2 separate regions of the Homo sapiens genome follow, and region 1 is linked to region 2. Evidence: chromatin loops called from intact Hi-C (ENCODE). Cell type or tissue: PC-9. All regions are shown on one strand. Each heading gives the region's core, and the rest is flanking DNA. Links, peaks and the distances in the headings are about the cores only.

Region 1 (6,487 bases), core at 3,988-6,487, 330 kb after region 2:
TTTTTAAAAAGAAAACGACATGCATCTAGAGAAAAGACTGGAAGGAAATGTATCAAAATGTTACCTGTGCATCTCTCCAGGTGACGTGAAAAGCGTTTTTCAACTTCTTGAATTTTTCAGGTTCCGCAAAAAAAAAAGTGCGTTATTTTTACCTTAATTAAAAAAAAAAAAAACAAACAAAAACCCTGGTTCTTATTCTTTTTGAGCAGCAAGTCGCTGTCCGCCGGGCGCAGTAGCGATGCACCGCGTCCCCGCCCGCGTCGCTGCCGGGTCGCCGGAGGCCGCAGCACGGGCAGGTCCAGCAGGCCGCAGCGCCCCCCCGCGGTATGTCCCGGCGGCGGGAAGGGGGTGGGCGCGGAGGGCGGGGAGGAGGCGCCGGGCGTCCCCGCGCTTCCCGCGAGATCCCGCTCCGCCCGCTCCGCCCCGCTCGCCGCGCTCCCAGCTCCCCGCGCCGCGGCACTTCCTGCCTTCCGCGCCCGCGCCGCCCGCCCTCGTCTGCGCCCGTCGCCTGCCGCCCGCCGCCCGGCGACGCGCCCGCCGGCGTCCCCGGAGGTGCCCCCGGCCCGGCCGGGTCGTCGCCCCGCCGCCGCGCCCGCGAGCCGCTTTGTCTCGGGCGGGGCGCGCGGGAGAGGCCGCCAGGTGCCCCCCGCCACGGGCCCGGGCCCCCCGCCCCGGGGCGGCGGCGGCGGCGCCGGGCCCCGGGGCGGGGGGCGCGCCGGGATGGGCCCCAAGAGGCGACAGCTGACGTTCCGGGAGAAGTCACGGATCATCCAGGAGGTGGAGGAGAATCCGGACCTGCGCAAGGGCGAGATCGCGCGGCGCTTCAACATCCCGCCGTCCACGCTGAGCACGATCCTGAAGAACAAGCGCGCCATCCTGGCGTCGGAGCGCAAGTACGGGGTGGCCTCCACCTGCCGCAAGACCAACAAGCTGTCTCCCTACGACAAGCTCGAGGGCTTGCTCATCGCCTGGTTCCAGCAGATCCGCGCCGCCGGCCTGCCGGTCAAGGGCATCATCCTCAAGGAGAAGGCGCTGCGCATAGCCGAGGAGCTGGGCATGGACGACTTCACCGCCTCCAACGGCTGGCTGGACCGCTTCCGCCGGCGCCACGGCGTGGTGTCCTGCAGCGGCGTGGCCCGCGCCCGCGCGCGAAACGCTGCCCCCCGCACCCCGGCGGCGCCTGCCAGTCCGGCCGCGGTGCCCTCGGAGGGCAGTGGCGGGAGCACTACTGGTTGGCGCGCTCGGGAGGAGCAGCCGCCGTCGGTGGCCGAGGGCTACGCCTCGCAGGACGTGTTCAGCGCCACCGAGACCAGTCTATGGTACGACTTCCTGCCCGACCAGGCCGCGGGGCTGTGCGGAGGCGACGGACGGCCGCGTCAAGCCACCCAGCGCCTGAGCGTCCTGCTATGCGCCAATGCCGACGGCAGCGAGAAGCTGCCCCCGCTGGTGGCCGGCAAGTCGGCCAAGCCCCGCGCAGGCCAAGCCGGCCTGCCCTGCGACTACACCGCCAACTCCAAGGGTGGTGTCACCACCCAGGCCCTGGCCAAGTACTTGAAGGCCTTGGACACCCGAATGGCTGCAGAGTCTCGCCGGGTCCTGCTGTTGGCCGGCCGCTTGGCTGCCCAGTCCTTGGACACCTCGGGCCTGCGGCATGTGCAGCTGGCCTTCTTCCCTCCCGGCACCGTGCATCCGCTGGAGAGGGGAGTGGTCCAGCAGGTGAAGGGCCACTACCGCCAGGCCATGCTGCTCAAGGCCATGGCCGCGCTAGAGGGCCAGGATCCCTCAGGCCTGCAGCTGGGTCTCACGGAGGCCCTGCACTTTGTGGCTGCCGCCTGGCAGGCAGTGGAGCCTTCGGACATAGCCGCCTGCTTTCGTGAGGCTGGCTTTGGGGGTGGCCCTAATGCCACCATCACCACTTCCCTCAAGAGTGAGGGAGAGGAAGAGGAGGAGGAGGAGGAAGAAGAGGAGGAGGAAGAGGGTGAAGGAGAGGAAGAGGAGGAGGAAGGGGAGGAGGAGGAGGAGGAAGGGGGGGAAGGAGAGGAATTGGGGGAGGAAGAGGAGGTGGAGGAGGAGGGTGATGTTGATAGTGATGAAGAAGAGGAGGAAGATGAGGAGAGCTCCTCGGAGGGCTTGGAGGCTGAGGACTGGGCCCAGGGAGTAGTGGAGGCCGGTGGCAGCTTCGGGGCTTATGGTGCCCAGGAGGAAGCCCAGTGCCCTACTCTGCATTTCCTGGAAGGTGGGGAGGACTCTGATTCAGACAGTGAGGAAGAGGACGATGAGGAAGAGGATGATGAAGATGAAGACGACGATGATGATGAGGAGGATGGTGATGAGGTGCCTGTACCCAGCTTTGGGGAGGCCATGGCTTACTTTGCCATGGTCAAGAGGTACCTGACCTCCTTCCCCATTGATGACCGCGTGCAGAGCCACATCCTCCACTTGGAACACGATCTGGTTCATGTGACCAGGAAGAACCACGCCAGGCAGGCGGGAGTTCGAGGTCTTGGACATCAAAGCTGAGTCACTGGACCTAGCTGTGCCCCCAACCTAGATTGGCAGCACCACCCCAGGGCAGAGGACTCTCTGGGCACCCGCTGTGCATGGAGCCAGAGTGCAGAGCCCCAGATCCTTTAGTAATGCTTCCCCTGGTCCTGCAACAGGCCCGGTCACCTCGGCCGGGCCCGGGGCTGAGGTCAGCCTCACTGCCTGCTTATTGCCTCTTTCTCAGAATCCTCTTTCCTCCCCATTTGGCCCTGGGCTCAGGGGACCAGGTGGGGCGGGTGGGGAGCTGTCCGGTGCTACCACACCGTGCCCTCAGTGGACTAACCACAGCAGCAGCCAGGGATGGGCCCTGGAGGTTCCCGGCCGGAGAGTGCCTCTCCCCTCTGCCATCCACGTCAGGTCTTTGGTGGGGGGACCCCAAAGCCATTCTGGGAAGGGCTCCAGAAGAAGGTCCAGCCTAGGCCCCCTGCAAGGCTGGCAGCCCCCACCCCCACCCCCCAGGCCGCCTTGAGAAGCACAGTTTAACTCACTGCGGGCTCCTGAGCCTGCTTCTGCCTGCTTTCCACCTCCCCAGTCCCTTTCTCTGGCCCTGTCCATGTGACTTTGGCCCTTGGTTTTCTTTCCAGATTGGAGGTTTCCAAGAGGCCCCCCACCGTGGAAGTAACCAAGGGCGCTTCCTTGTGGGCAGCTGCAGGCCCCATGCCTCTCCTCCCTCTCTGGCAGGGCCCCATCCTGGGCAGAGGGGCCTGGGGCTGGGCCCAGAGTCCAGCCGTCCAGCTGCTCCTTTCCCAGTTTGATTTCAATAAATCTGTCCACTCCCCTTTTGTGGGGGTGAACGTTTTAACAGCCAAGGGTGCATCCTTCATGGTCTGGGCTTGCGTCTGTCTTGGGGGACTTATTCGTCCTGGCTCTCTTTGGTCCTTGCTCTGGTGGGACATGGAGGCAAGTGTTGAGAGGGTTGCCCTGACCGGAAGAGGGGCAGGAGGAGACCTCAAGCTTGGGGTCACTTGGCTGGGGCAGGAGGGAGCCATCAGTCTCTGGGGGCAAATCAATATGCACGTGGGGACTAGGCCTACCGAGGCTGGTTTGAAGGCCTTTGCAGGAGTGGGGTCAGGACAGAAAGAAAGGAGTGTTGGGGCAGCTTCTGGGGTCCAGATTGGAGTTTGGAGGGGCATATAGGTCACCCTTTGGTTTACCTTTGGTGCCTTAAGAGGGAGCCCTTTAGGCCTTTCAGTGATTGGCATATCCAAGCCTGGTGGCCACCTCTAGGCACAGTGGCAGGAGGAAGGTGAAATTGCTAGGAACAGGTTGCACCCCCAAGAGGCAGAGGATGGTTGGTAACTCCCTGTGCAGTGCCTTCCAGGGGGCCCCCAGTACAAAGGTGAGGTCAGGTCCCTTTGCTGATCCTACCCTTTTTCCTTTCAGAGCCAGCCCCTCCCTCCCTACCCCTCCTCACTGAGGCCCTCAGGCCCCAGCAGTTCCAACCAAGGGAGGGCCTGGGCTTGAGCATGGCTGGCAGCTCTGGGCCCCAAACCGGTTTTCCCACCTCACCTGAGGCTGGCACATCACTTCTGTGTTTCCTTCCCATCCCCGGCCCACCTTTACCACCAAGTTTCTCCTCTCCAACACTGGGAATGTTAATGGGGGAGTATCCAGTTCATCTCTTGTCCCTGGCCTGCCCTGGTTATGGCCCCTTATGGAAAATCAAGACCACTATATATGACTTTAAAACAAGAAATGGGGGTGACTTCCACTCTTGGCCTCTACTTCTGGCATTCAGGAATCCCCTCCAGGCCTTGAGGGCTTTGAAGTGACAACAAAAAGTAGTTGGGATCCCCCTTGCCACCACCTTCCCTCCCGAAATCCGAGCCCTGGAGTTGGAGACCAGAAGGCCACAAGGAAGCCCCACCTGCTCTCGAGTGAGCAGGAGGAGCATTGCCTGCTTGCCCAGGTGCTCCTGTTTAACCCAGCTACCTCACCGCAGGTTCCAACAAGACGAATTACTTCCATTTGTCTCCTGCGAAAAAGAACAGTTCTTGCTGGAACTGAGACTGTCTCATTAATGATAGTACCAGCTGATACTAATAGGGCCCCTGCTCTGTGCTAAATGCTTTAGATGCTCACAAAGCCCCTATAAGGTAGGTAAAGCCATGAGAAACCAGGCAGCGGTCCGGTCAGGTGCCCAAGGCCATGCCGTTAGTCAAACTCTCTTCTCATCCTGACTCTAGAAGTACCTCTTCACTAAGGAGGGACCCATATTCCTAACCCCCTTATGGGTACTGCAATGAATTTGTTTCTTTCTTTTCTTTTCTTTCTTTTTTTTTTTTTTTTGAGATGGAGTCCCGCTCTGTCGCCTAGGCTGGAGTGCAATAGCATGATCTTGGCTCACCAACCTTTGACTCCCGGGTTCAAGCGATTCTCTTGCCTCAGCCTCCTCAGTGGCTGGGATTACAGGCATCCACCACCACACATGGCTAACTTTTTTTTGTATTTTCAGTAGAGACGGGGCGAAAGCCATGTTGGCCAGGCTGGTCTCGAACTCCTGACCTCAGGTGATCTGCCCGCCTCGGCCTCCCAAAGTGCTGGGATTACAGGCATGAGCCACTGTGCCCTGCCTGAAATGAATTTCTAATCCATGGAAGAATAGCTCATTGACGGGTGATGAGGGGTTTGGGACAAATAAGTGAGAACCATCGTCATTTCACAAAGGAGGAAATAGAGTTAAGAAGTTAAATGACCTGCCAAGGTACTGGCCTTGAACTCTGGTGTTCTCCCTGGGAGTCTGGGTTACCTATTAAATACCCCACTAGAACACTGCTGGGAAGGGCGAGTGGCAATGGCCCCATGAGCATAGAGTTTTTGGAGAGGGACGAAGCAGGAAGCAGTTGTATCACGCAATCCATTTGGGTGGCAGATTATCAACAACGCACCCCCAAATAAAGCTGACCAACACTGGAGTGCTCCCTTCACTTGGGACTAAAGGGCTGAAGGGCCAAGAAGGGGGATCCCCACCCTAGGGGTGCAGATGCAGGAATTCTGGGGTCCTGGTTGGCTTTGGCTGGTCCCAAAATGGATGAGTGGCTGGTCACTAGGTGGCGTGGGCACAGAAGTGATGCTTTCTTGGGAAGAAGACAAGGGCAGCTAACCGCCTTTTCAAAGCTCGGGCCTGAGAGGAGGTAGCGGGGAGGGGATAAAACTACAACTCCCAGAAGTCTTTGTACCCAGGAGAGTCGGGAATGGTTTCCATGGTTTCAGAAAACAATATGGCCGCTCCCAGCTGGGACGTGAGTCTCTGGATTAGGCAGGCAGAGGCAGTTATGGGCTTCTGCAGTGGCGAGAAAGGAAGCGCCTGAAGGGTCGTGAGGCTGGGGCGGGACCCGGCACCGCTGGGGCGGCCAGGCCGTGAGGACGCCAATGGCGAGCAGCGTGGACGAGGAGGCGCTGCACCAGCTGTACCTGTGGGTAGACAACATCCCTCTGTCCCGGCCCAAGCGAAACCTCTCCCGGGACTTTAGCGATGGAGGTGTGTGCCCTTGTGTGTCTGCATGTTCTGTCCTGTATGTTCGTGTGTAACGGGTCTCTGTGCAAACTCTTTGTGTTTGTGTGCTTGTGGGAGTGGGGAGGAATCTGCCTCCTGGGACTTCAAATTTTAGATGTGTGTGCTTGTTTTCTATTTGCATCTGTGTGTGAACGATGTGTGTCCATATATGTATGTCTACATGTTCTATCCTGTGTGCATGTTGGGGGGGGTGCCTCTAACTCCCTCCAGGGACATTAATGATTAAGATATGTGTCTGCATATGTATTTATGCATTTCTGTATGTGCTCACTCATTGCTATGTGTTCTATGTCTTCTGGGAGTCTGAGCATGTGTGTGTTCATATGTGTTGACATGTTTAGTCTTGTATTTGGGGGGGTCTTGTGTGCATGTGTTTCTTTGTGATTGTGAAGGTGTTTGTGTTTCTAGGAATGTCTCCTGGGATCT
Region 2 (10,500 bases), core at 4,831-7,330:
TCTGGTCTTTTTATATTTTTACTTCTCCTTCCTCCCAGACTTCAGAGTATGTTTAGGGCCATAATTACCCAGATAATTGTTTTTGCAGAACCTCAGAGCCCTGAAGTATCAAAGCAGGGAAGTGGCTGGAGCTGACAGTTTATCCCACCGTCCTGTTGAGTGACACCATCTGTGCCCCCAGCAGGCTCCAAGAGATAGCAGCTGAATGCTGTGTCAGCTGTGAGGCCTGGCACTGAGGGAGGGGCTGACATCTTCTGGGGAGTGATGGGGCTCTGGCCCCATTGCTGTGGCTGTCACAGAACCCAAGCCCCAGGCTCACACGTGCAAACACACTTCCACATCCATCTGTACACACACACACAGACATACAAACACACTTCCACATCCATCTGCACACACACAGACACACACACTTCCACATCCATCTGCACACACACAGACACACACACTTCCACATCCATCTACACACACACAAACACACAAACACACTTCCACATCCATCTGCACACACTCAGACACACAAACACATACAAACAAGCAAACACACCCCAACACCCAACATACAGCCACACACACAAACACACAGTCACACAAACACACTCGCCAAACTTTCTGTTACCCCTCAGAAATTAACTGGGAAAGTAACTGGCATCTTGCCTTTCTCTTTGATAATTGAGAACAAAAAGTAAATATTTTTCCCTTCTCCCTTCTCAGGAAGGGCAGTCAGAGGAAGAAAGCAGTTGACAAGTTTTTTGTATCTCTTAGGCTACCATGAAACATGTCCCTGTGAGGTCTGGGCCAAGGGGTGGAAGTGTTGATTCTTTGATACAAAGAGGAGAATGACCCAATCACAGCTGATGGCCACCAGGACCTGCAAACCAGATGACAGTCAGAGGCTCTCCTGGTTGACTTTAAAACCAGCCTGCAGAGGAGGATAATCAAGCAATCAAGCACGCTTATTTTAATTTTGCAAAGCCAAGTGACTTTTTTTTTCACCAGGGTGTTGTACGGTAACTCACACCTGTGGTCCCAAAAACAGCTAGGCGTTTGGAAGAAGCAGTGACTTGAGCATTTAAAGTCTAGCTCTGGCCTAATTCACAGAGGGGCTAGAAAGTAATTCACATTGGAGTGTCCCTCTCTGGTCCACTGGACAAAGAGACCAGCCTGGTATACCCCCATGCCCATCAGGCACTGGCCATGGCCCGTGGAAGGCAGATTTAGTGCAGGGAGAAGGAACAGCTGGAAGCCGTTAGCAGCAAATACTCATTCGCTGCTGCTGGGGAACAGCCCATCTGCAGCCAAAGGAGATCCAGGCAGTGCCAGATCATCCTCTATGTGCACCTTTTGAACCAGCAAAAGCTCCAAGCAGGTGGTTCGCACACTTGAGTGAGAATCAGAATCACCCGGCAGACTTCTTAAACCACACATTGCTGGGGGCACCCCGAGAGTTTCTGATTCAGCAGGTATAGAATGCGGCCCGAAAATTTGCATTTCTAACCAGTTCCCAAGTAATTGCTGGTTCTGTTGGTCTGGAGCTCACATTTTGAAAACCACAGCTCTAAGCATATGGGACCGGTAATTTCCACCAATTAAAGGCTGAGTTATGAGCACAGATGGGAATTTCCTGATAAAATCATTGTTAAAATGATGTGCTGAAGCCTCCTGTACACTGATTTGAGGCAGAGATAGGGCCCAAAGAAATAAAGAACTGGCTTAAGCAAAAAGGGAATTCATTGGTTCATAAAACTTAAAGGCTCCAAGGCAGCAGCTTCAGGAATGGTTCGATCGAGGCTCAAATAATGTCTCTCCATCTCCCAGCCTTGCCTCTTTCAGGTTGGCTCCTGTCCCAGATTTGAAAGGGTGGCGCAGCTCCAGACCTCACTTCCTCTCTGCAGGTCCAGCAAGAAACAGCCTTTTCTAGGTTAGTCAAGTTCCAGAATTAGTTTTGGGTAAGCCTAACTGGCTGATTGGCTTAGGTGGAGGTCACAGGTGCCTCCCGTGAGCAAGCCAGGAATGGAGAAGAAGGCTTAGCTGCCACAGCATTGGGCTCTGACCCTGGCTGGGAGCCAGAGACTTCCCCAAATGAAGAAGAGAGCAGCAGGAAAGCCCTGGCTACACACCCTGGAGCAATTGGTTATCAGACTCTGAAAGCCAGATTTGAGTCAGCCATGTTCCTGACCTCCATACCACACCAACGGCTCCCAGGAAATGGTACTAACATTCAGCCCCATTCACAGCTAAAGTAGGGCAGAAAGGCATGGCTATTTGTGAGAAGCCCAAGGCCCCGAGAGCTGAAGGGACATGTCCATTGACACAACTCATTAAAAGCAGTCCCAGATTTGAGCCCAAGCCTCCTGACCAATGCCCTGGGTGGTGCTCCAGGAAGACTATCACAAGCAGGGAGGGGCCTCACTCCTAGCAGCAGGTCAGTGGAGCAAAGTTTCAGGGACTCTCATCCCAGCCAGGGTTCTTCCTTTTGCAAAGAAAGGAACACTGCGTGAAGTGGCTTCAGCAAAAAGAGAATTCACTGGTTCATAAAACTTAAAGGCGCCAAGGCAGCAGCTTCAGGAATGGTTCAATCAAGGCTCAAATGATGTCTCCCCATCTCCCAGCCTTGCCTCTTTCAGGTTGGCTCCTGTCTTAGATTTAAAAGGGTGGCACAGCTTCAGACCTCACTTCCTCTCTGCAGGTCCAGCAAGAAACAGCCTCTTCTAGGTTAGTCAAGTTCCAGAATCAGCTTTGGGTAAGCCTGACTGGCTGACTGGCTTAGGCAGAGGTCACAGGTGCCTCCCCTGAGTAGGGAAGGAGGACAAGCTCCCTAAGGGAAAATCTGCTGCCAGGAAAAGATAGAGGGAAGGTTGACCAGCAGAGCCAGCGGATGTCCCCCTCAGAGAATGCTGCCTACTTGTCGGCTTGCCTGGTTGCCTGGTTATCTAGTTGTTTGGTTGCCTGTCGTCTGGTTATCTGGTTGCCTAGTTGTCTAATTGTATACTTGTCTGGTTACCTAGTTACCTGGTCACCGGGGGCCTGTGTGGGGATGAGCCTCTCTGGCTGACTGTCTTACCTCCATCAAGCCCCGAAGCTGAAGGAGAAAAAGACACAATGTGTAGGCCCCTGGTGCCCAATTCCCTGAGGATGGAGTACCCGGTGGGTGTGTTTGGGGGGCCTGGGGGAGGGTCCCCACTTCTTCTGTGGTGTTCTCCAAGGAGATTGGGAGTGGGCTCTGGCCTGAGTTCCTGGACATCTGGTCCCTGACCTGGCTGTCCCAAGGGATTGAGGGCTACAAAGATAGATCAGGGGTACAACATAGAGCAAAGATCTTTCTACCAGTCAGGGACCCGGAAGGAAATAGTTACAAATTCAAATTCGGATAATTCTGGGAGAGTTTAATAAAGGAACCATTCACAAAGGATGGTCAGGGTATTGGGAGATCTCAAGGGAGGGAACAGTAGTGACAGCTGGAATCTGTGACCACCCAAGGCCTGGCAGTCCAAGGGGAGGGAGCTGCTAGCGGGGAGGGTTAGAACCCAGAGGCAGAAAGGGCTGAGCGGGGAGAGCTGCCTGACAAGCAGCTGGCACCTGGGGCAGGGACACAGCCAGGCTACAGCAGCCCCAGGAGGGAGCTGGCGGGTAAATGCCCACCTCTCTCACTCCTCCCTCTCTTCCATTGGTCATACCCAACCAGAAGCAAAAGCACAGGTAGCCCACAGAGGCAGCCACCCAGCTCAGCCTTGTGGGGCACAGGGCGATGGAGAAGACAGTGGATCTGGAGAGCCTAGAACAGCCCCAAGCACGGGAAGTCTGTCTGGGGGTGCTCCTGGGGCTGCTAGGAGCTAAATCCAAAGATCTGGTGGTTGTTCAGGAAACAGGAAAAGGACCCCTCAGGATCAGGCCCACATGCCAGAGCGAGTCCCTCAGCAGGCAAGGCAAACACTGCAATAGAGTAAGGACAAGCTCAGGGCCAGCCAGGCCATAGGCAGAAAATGCCCCATCAACTGCCAGGACTCCAGGGGCCTGGAGAACCCAGAGGAATTTCAGGAGGCCCTGAAGTTAGGCCAGCTGGACAGAGGGCCCTGAGCTTCACCCATCTCCGAAAACAACAATTGTCCTGAGCTGAGTAAAGAGGCTCGTTTTGTCTTTGTGTCCTTGATCTGGGCAGCTCCAGGGCTCCTCACTGGTGCAAGGAAAGGAGGTGATCCTGTCTCGCTAAGAGCTCAGGCTGCAGGCAGAGCTGGCTTCAAGAGTGCACAGCCTGTGCAGCAGTGCAGGGCCCCGTGCTTAGTTGAATTCTCTTCTGTTGTTGCCTTGAAATTCTTCCTAACTTTTGGACGAGGAGCCCTCCATTTTCATTTTGCACAGGGCTCTTTGCCAGTCCTGACTGCAGCTTGCCACCTATTTCAATACGAGGAAATGGGAGAGGGCAATGCTGAAGCCAGGGGTTTCATGCACAGACAGTATGACAGTCTGGCAGGGAGATATTTAGGCTGGTTGGGCGGGGGGCATTTTTGGAGCCCCTTACATCAAGTCACATAGATAAATGCCTACTGCATCCAAGGGCCAGATTAGCCCCACACAGAACATGAAGATAAAGGGCAGAGAAACCCCCAGGAAGCAACCACAAGAAAGAGTGGGGTCCTGATGACAGTGACTTTGGACAAGGTCTATGCCCCTCACCCACCCACCCAGGAAAGTGCAGGTCCCTCTGGCCCTGCAGGCTGCAGGCTGAGGGGCTGAGTCACCTCCAGGTCCCCAGCTTGAGATGGTCCAGGTTCTCAGAGGCTATGAAGAACTCACTGCCCTGCCAAGGTGCCAGGGTTACTGGCAGCCCCAGGCTCCTGGTGTCCTCTTACATCCTATGACATCAATTCAGGCGTCTCAGGTGCCGGCCTGGGTGGCAGAGCAGAGAGCCACCATGTGAGCCAGGCCCACGTCTTTCATCTACTGCCCAGTATTCCTGATACGGCTACTCCTGTGGGTAGGCGAGTTACAGAGACAGCACCCCAACAGCACCCCAACATCTGAGGCCCCCTTCTACGCAGGGTACTAACAAGGCCTCCCAACAGTGCCATGAGGTAGGCATTATTATCATCCCCAATTTACAGAGATTTATGGCCCTGGTACCACAGTGGATACCAGCAGCCAGAGAAAGCCCCAGGCAAAGACACACAGGTTCTGGCAGATGGAAGCCACGAAGTCAGAGGATTGGTGGGACTCAGACAGCACCTACTACACCCGGCACGGAGATGGGCCTGTGGGCAACTGCCTCTTGCACTTGGCAGTGCAGATGGGGAAGCAGAGTTGCTGCATATCAGGCACCTACTGTTTGCATGATCCTAGGCTAAAATCTCTTTATACATGAGGTCTCCGACTCTCATAACCGCCCCATGAGAAAAGTCTTATTAACTGCTCCCATTTCATAGATGAGGGGCTCAAAATGATGTATCTTGCCCACATCACGCCCAGACGGTAAATGGCAGGGCTGAAATTCGAACCCAGGTGGGTCCGACCCCAGGGAACGTACAGAGACAGAGAGAGAGGAGCCCGTGCAAGATGCACCTGGCAGGAGATACTGCTCAGCAAATGAAGGACCTTTCATGTCCTAGGGAGCTGCTGAAGAATTCTGAACCAGTGACACCATCAGGTATGAGGTTTCCAGAGGTCATGCAGGGTATGTGGGGAGAACTGAAGGGGGCTTACAGCAACACTGGAGGCCGGAAGGGCAGTGAGAGGCTTTTGCAATTTGCGGGTGCTTTTCATCAGCCATGGTTACCTTGTGGTCCTGTGCTGTCCCCAAGCGGTAGTTCGGCAGAATTGATTCCTTCACTGAGGACCTTCTTGTTCAGCCTGGAGCACGCATTAGAATCAGCGGGAGGGTTTATTAACACAGAGGTATGGGGTGGGCCCAAGAATGTGCCTTTCTAACGAGTTTCCAGGTGATGCTGATGGTCTGGAGACCACAGTTTGAAAACCACAGGCTTAATTGCTTTCAAGGGGCCACGCAATCAGGCTGCCTCGTGGGGAGAAGGCGGTTACAGAGGATCCTGGCCTCAGAGCTGTGACCTCAGAAGGGAGGCGCCTGAAGCAAGTAGGGAAGGCTTCTGAGGGCATGGGGTCCGAGAACCATTAGGACTCAAAGGAGCCAAATTTCAGGGGAGGCAGGAGCTTGGGGAAACCTGTAAAGTGGCTGCCCCGCTTTCATACGTCATTTCTGCATCTTAAACAATAGAAAGCAGGCTGGGTGCCAGGCGCAGTAGCTCATGCCTGTAATCCCAGCACTTTGGGAGGCCAAGGCAGTGGATCACTTGAGGTCAGGAGTTCGAGACCAGCCTGGCCAACATGGTGAAACCCCGTTTCTACTAAAAATACAAAATTTAGCTGGGCATGGTGGCACGTGCCTGTCATCCCAGCTACTCAGGAGGCTGAAACAGGAGAATCACTTGAGGGAGGCGGAGGTTGCAGTGAGCTGTGATCACGCCACTGTACTCCAGACTGGGTGACAGAGCAAGACTCTATCAGAAAGAATGAGAGAGAGAGAGAGAGAGAGAGAAAGGAAGAAAACAAACAGGCTGGGTTTGGTGGTGCACGCCTGCAATCTTAGCGACTCAGGAGACCAAGCAGGAGGATCGCTTGAGGACATGAGTTCGAAGCTGCAGTGAGCTATGGTCATGCCACTGCACTCTAGCCTGGGTGACAGAGCAAGATGCTGTCTCTAAATAACAATAATAGTAGTAGTAAAAAGCATTTTCTATTAGTGTTCTAAGCACTTTACGTGTCTTAATTCAATCAACTCTACAAGTTTGCGAAGGAATAAATTCTGATATTATCCTCCAGTTAGGGGCTGATTTATGTCCCCCTCCAAATTCATGTATTGGAGTCCTGACCCCAGTCCCTCAGAATGTGACTGTATTGGAAGATAGGGTCTTTGGAGAGGTAATTAAGATGAGGCTGCTAGGATGGGCCCTAATACAATATGACTGGTGTACTTCTAAGAAGAGGAAATTTGGACACAGACACAGACAGAGGGAAGATCCTGTGAGGACACAGGGAGAAGGTGGCCGCCTATCGGCCAAGGAGAAAGGCCTCCAACAAACCAGCCCTGAGACACCTTGAGCTCAGACTCCCAGCCTCCAGAACTGTGAGTAGATACATTTCTGTTGTTTAAGCAGTCCATTCTGTTGTACTGTGTTCTGGCAGCCCTAGCAAACTGATACACCCTCATGTTACAGGTAAGGAAACTGAGGCACACAGGGGTTAAATAATGGGCCCAGTTGCTTCTTGAACTCAAGTAGTCTGAGTAGTAATTAGTTCCCTCCCTGAGGGCTCTATAGATCTGGGGCCGACGTCTGGTTGAGACCCACACCAAACGCCACACAGTAAGAGTTGCTCCCCCAAGCCTAGCATCAGTCATAGCTTATGCTGCAACAAAGACACACAATTCAGTGGGACATAATTTAGGTCCAAGCCATGTTTTGTTTTGTTTTGTTTTGAGTCGGAGTCTCACTCTGTCGCCCAGGCTGGAGTACGATGGCATGATCTTGGCTCACTGCAACCTCCGCCTCCTGGGTTCAAGCAATTCTCCTGCCTCAGCCTTTCAAGTAGCTGGGATTACAGGCGCCTGCCACCAGGCCCGGCTAATTTTTGTATTTTTAATAGAGACGGGGTTTCACCGTATTGGTCAGGCTGGTCATGAAAACCTGACCTCGTTATCTGCCCACCTCAGCCTCCCAAAGTGCTGGGATTACAAGTGTGAGCCACCATGCCTGGCCCCAAGCCAAGGTTTTTTGTGGGTTTTTTCTTTCTTTTCTTTTTGAGACAGGGTCTCACTCTGTTGCCCAGGCTGGAGTGCAGTGGCATGATCTCAGCTCACTGTAGCCTCGATCTCCTGGGCTCAAGCAATCCTCTCACTTCAGCCTCTAGAGTAGCTGGGACTGCAGGCAAGCCACCATCCCTGGCTAATTTTTACATTTTTTGTGGAGTTGGGGTCTTGCCATCTTGCCCAGGCTGGTCTTGAACTCCTGGGCTCACCCAGCACTGGGAACTCCTGCCTCAGCCTTCCAAAGTGCTGGGATTACAGGTGTGAGCCACCATGGCTGGCCTTTTTTTGAGCCAGTAGGCGCTGTGCTGCTCCCAATCGTGAGTGAGTGAGTCTTGCTCTCAGCCCTTCTCCTCTGCTGCCTTTCCCCCGCACCACCACAGAGCAAGAGCTTCTCAATCTCCTTGGACTATGAAGATGGTTAGCCAAACTCATCTTCTCTCCCTATGCGCTTCCTACTTCCATCCCCTCTGCCCCACTGCAGCGCCTGAGAGGGTTTTCTCTGGCCCTCTTCAGCCTCATCCCTCCCCTGCCTAAAGCCTTAAGGATGCAATATTTTTTTTTTTTTAAAGACAGAATCTCGCTTTATGCCCCATGCTGGAGTACAGTGGTGCAATCTCGGCTCACTGCAAACTCCGCCTCCCGGGTTCAAGTGCTTCTTCTGCCTCAGCCTCCCGAGTAGCTGGGATTACAGGCACCGACCACCATGCCCACCTAATTTTTGTATTTTTAGTAGAGACAGGGTTTCACCATGTTGGCCAGGCTGGTCTCAAACTCATGATATCAGGTGATCCACCCACCTCGGCCTCCTAAAGTGCTGGGATTACAGGCGTGAGCCACCGCGCCTGGCCAAGGTTGCAACTTTTAAATGCCCATTGCAGATGTCATGACACACACTCTTCGATACCCCAACACATGTGGTCATCCCACAGAGGCACAATGGACCCCAACAGTTGGCACAGCAAGCAGGGCATGTGGGCAGTGACCGTGATGGCAGGGGTCTCTCTTCCCTCGCTTTGGCTTGTGAACTGGCTCTGCTGCCTGCTGGCGACCTGCCCTCTGCGCCTCTGCCCGCTGATTCGTTTGTGTTTGGAGCTGTGCTGCTTTGTGCTGATTGGCCAAGTCCTCTGAGCGTCTGTTACAGATTTTACCAGGGCAAGCTGGAAGTTTCAGTAATTGGTGTTTAGGGACAGAAGTATGGGATTGGAGCCCTCTTTAACGTGGCTCTGGGTCATGGACCTTGGCATGGCCCTATCTGTGTGTCTCACTGAATTGTGTGGTTCCAGCATAAGCTATGGCTGATGCTGGGCTCAGCGGAGCAACTCTTACTGTGGGGCCTTTGGCTGTGAGTCTCAACCAGACATTGGACCCGAATCTGCAGAGCACTCAGGGGAACTAGTAACACCTTGTGCAGTATTTCCACCCAATGATGGTCACTCATGGGGTGCAGGAGCTGTCACCATGTGGCCTGCTGAGGTCCACACCCCTAAAAGGTGATGGCTTTCCAAGTGCCACCTGCTGCTGCTGCTGCTACCTGTGCCTCTCTCACACCAAAGACCCTGATCCCCAGGGTTATAAGAAAAAGACATCCATGACATCCCATGGACAGACTCCTGTGAAAAAGGCCTGAATGCTTTATCTCAGCCCCTCCTAAGGGGTTAGAGGATACCCTGGCCCTATTGGACAGCTGTAAAATGGACCAACAAAGATTCTGGGGTCAGCTGAGTGCCACAACTTATCAACACGCAACAGGGCTGCTCTGCCCCCGTGAAGTCTGTGTCCCTTAGCCAACAAGGTAACCACTGCCCTGGAGGAGGCGCGCCCTGACCATGCTAATGTGAGACCCTCTGAAGGATGAAGCTTACAAATATGGCAAAGATGGAGGGGACCTGCCTCAAACCACAGTGAGTAACCACCTCCCTCCAGATACCTGGATACAGGGGGAGAAAACAAAAAACCAAGGTCCACAGTTGGGGATGACCCAAGTAGAAATCCAAAATAATTTTTTGGTTTTTGAGACAGCGTCTCGCTCTGTCACCTAGGCTGGAGTGCAGTGGCACAATCTTGGCTCACTGCAACCTCCGCCTCCCGGGTTCAAGCAATTCTCCTGCCTCAGCCTCCGAAGTTGCTGGGACTACAGGCGGGAGCCACCGCGCCCAGCTAATGTTTGTATTTTTAGTAGAGATGGAGGTTTGCCATGTTGACCAGGCTGGTCTCAAACTCCTGGCCTCAGGTGATCCACCCACCTCGGCCTCCCAAAGTGTTGGGGTTACAGGCGTGAGCCACCGCGCCCAGCCGGGAATCCAAAATTTACTGAAAGAATTTATACAACAAAAACATGAAAGGGTGCCGAATGGCTTTTGCGCCTCTACAACATGAGTTTTGAATTAAGTTCAACATCTGCTGAAATGTACCAATTGGGAAAATGTCATTTTCTTAATCCTGGGGCTCAAATTACAGTTATACCAGTGATCCCACTAAATTAAGACAAGGTACCCTTTGTAATCTTAGGGAAGTTACTAAATATGACAGGAGAAACAGGTATGCCTCGCCTTAACCATCTGAACTATTGCCTTGCCTAAATTCCCTGTAGTCATAGCACCCATTATTCTAAAATGTCCTATAATGGGCATGGACTCTCTGATCCAATGACTAATACATTAAAATTCATTTAAGTCTTTGGCACT

What was found. Peaks named below come from ENCODE experiments on the same cell type or tissue, not always from the same donor. Only the 100,000 strongest peaks of a DNase experiment are listed, where the experiment ranks them.
Region 1: it touches region 2 in a loop (3-fold over the local background); 2 of 110 quality-filtered maps call a loop at or near these places.

What each region holds. Positions count from the first base shown.
Region 1 is chr20:3,780,717-3,787,203 of GRCh38, reverse strand. It overlaps SPEF1 (sperm flagellar 1), which reads left to right and starts at 5,756. Exons shown (of 7, transcript NM_015417.5): 1 at 5,756-6,025. The coding sequence starts at 5,917. CENPB (centromere protein B) reads left to right here and starts at 464. Exons shown (of 1, transcript NM_001810.6): 1 at 464-3,353. The coding sequence starts at 721. The coding sequence ends at 2,520. It also overlaps a transcript of CDC25B not described here. RefSeq lists a silencer at 163-512 and enhancers at 348-1,057, 953-1,092, 1,058-1,768, 5,457-5,606, 5,568-5,862. In PC-9, for the core only: CTCF peaks have their summits at 5,344 and 5,544 (motif pointing right); a DNase peak (open chromatin) is centred at 5,703; H3K4me3 peaks cover 769 bases.
Region 2 is chr20:4,104,104-4,114,603 of GRCh38, reverse strand. No RefSeq gene overlaps it. Among named protein-coding and RNA genes, the nearest start is that of SMOX, 39 kb to the left of the region's middle. RefSeq lists enhancers at 3,743-4,307, 4,641-5,192, 5,193-5,745. In PC-9, for the core only: a CTCF peak has its summit at 5,783; a DNase peak (open chromatin) is centred at 5,783; H3K27ac peaks cover 891 bases.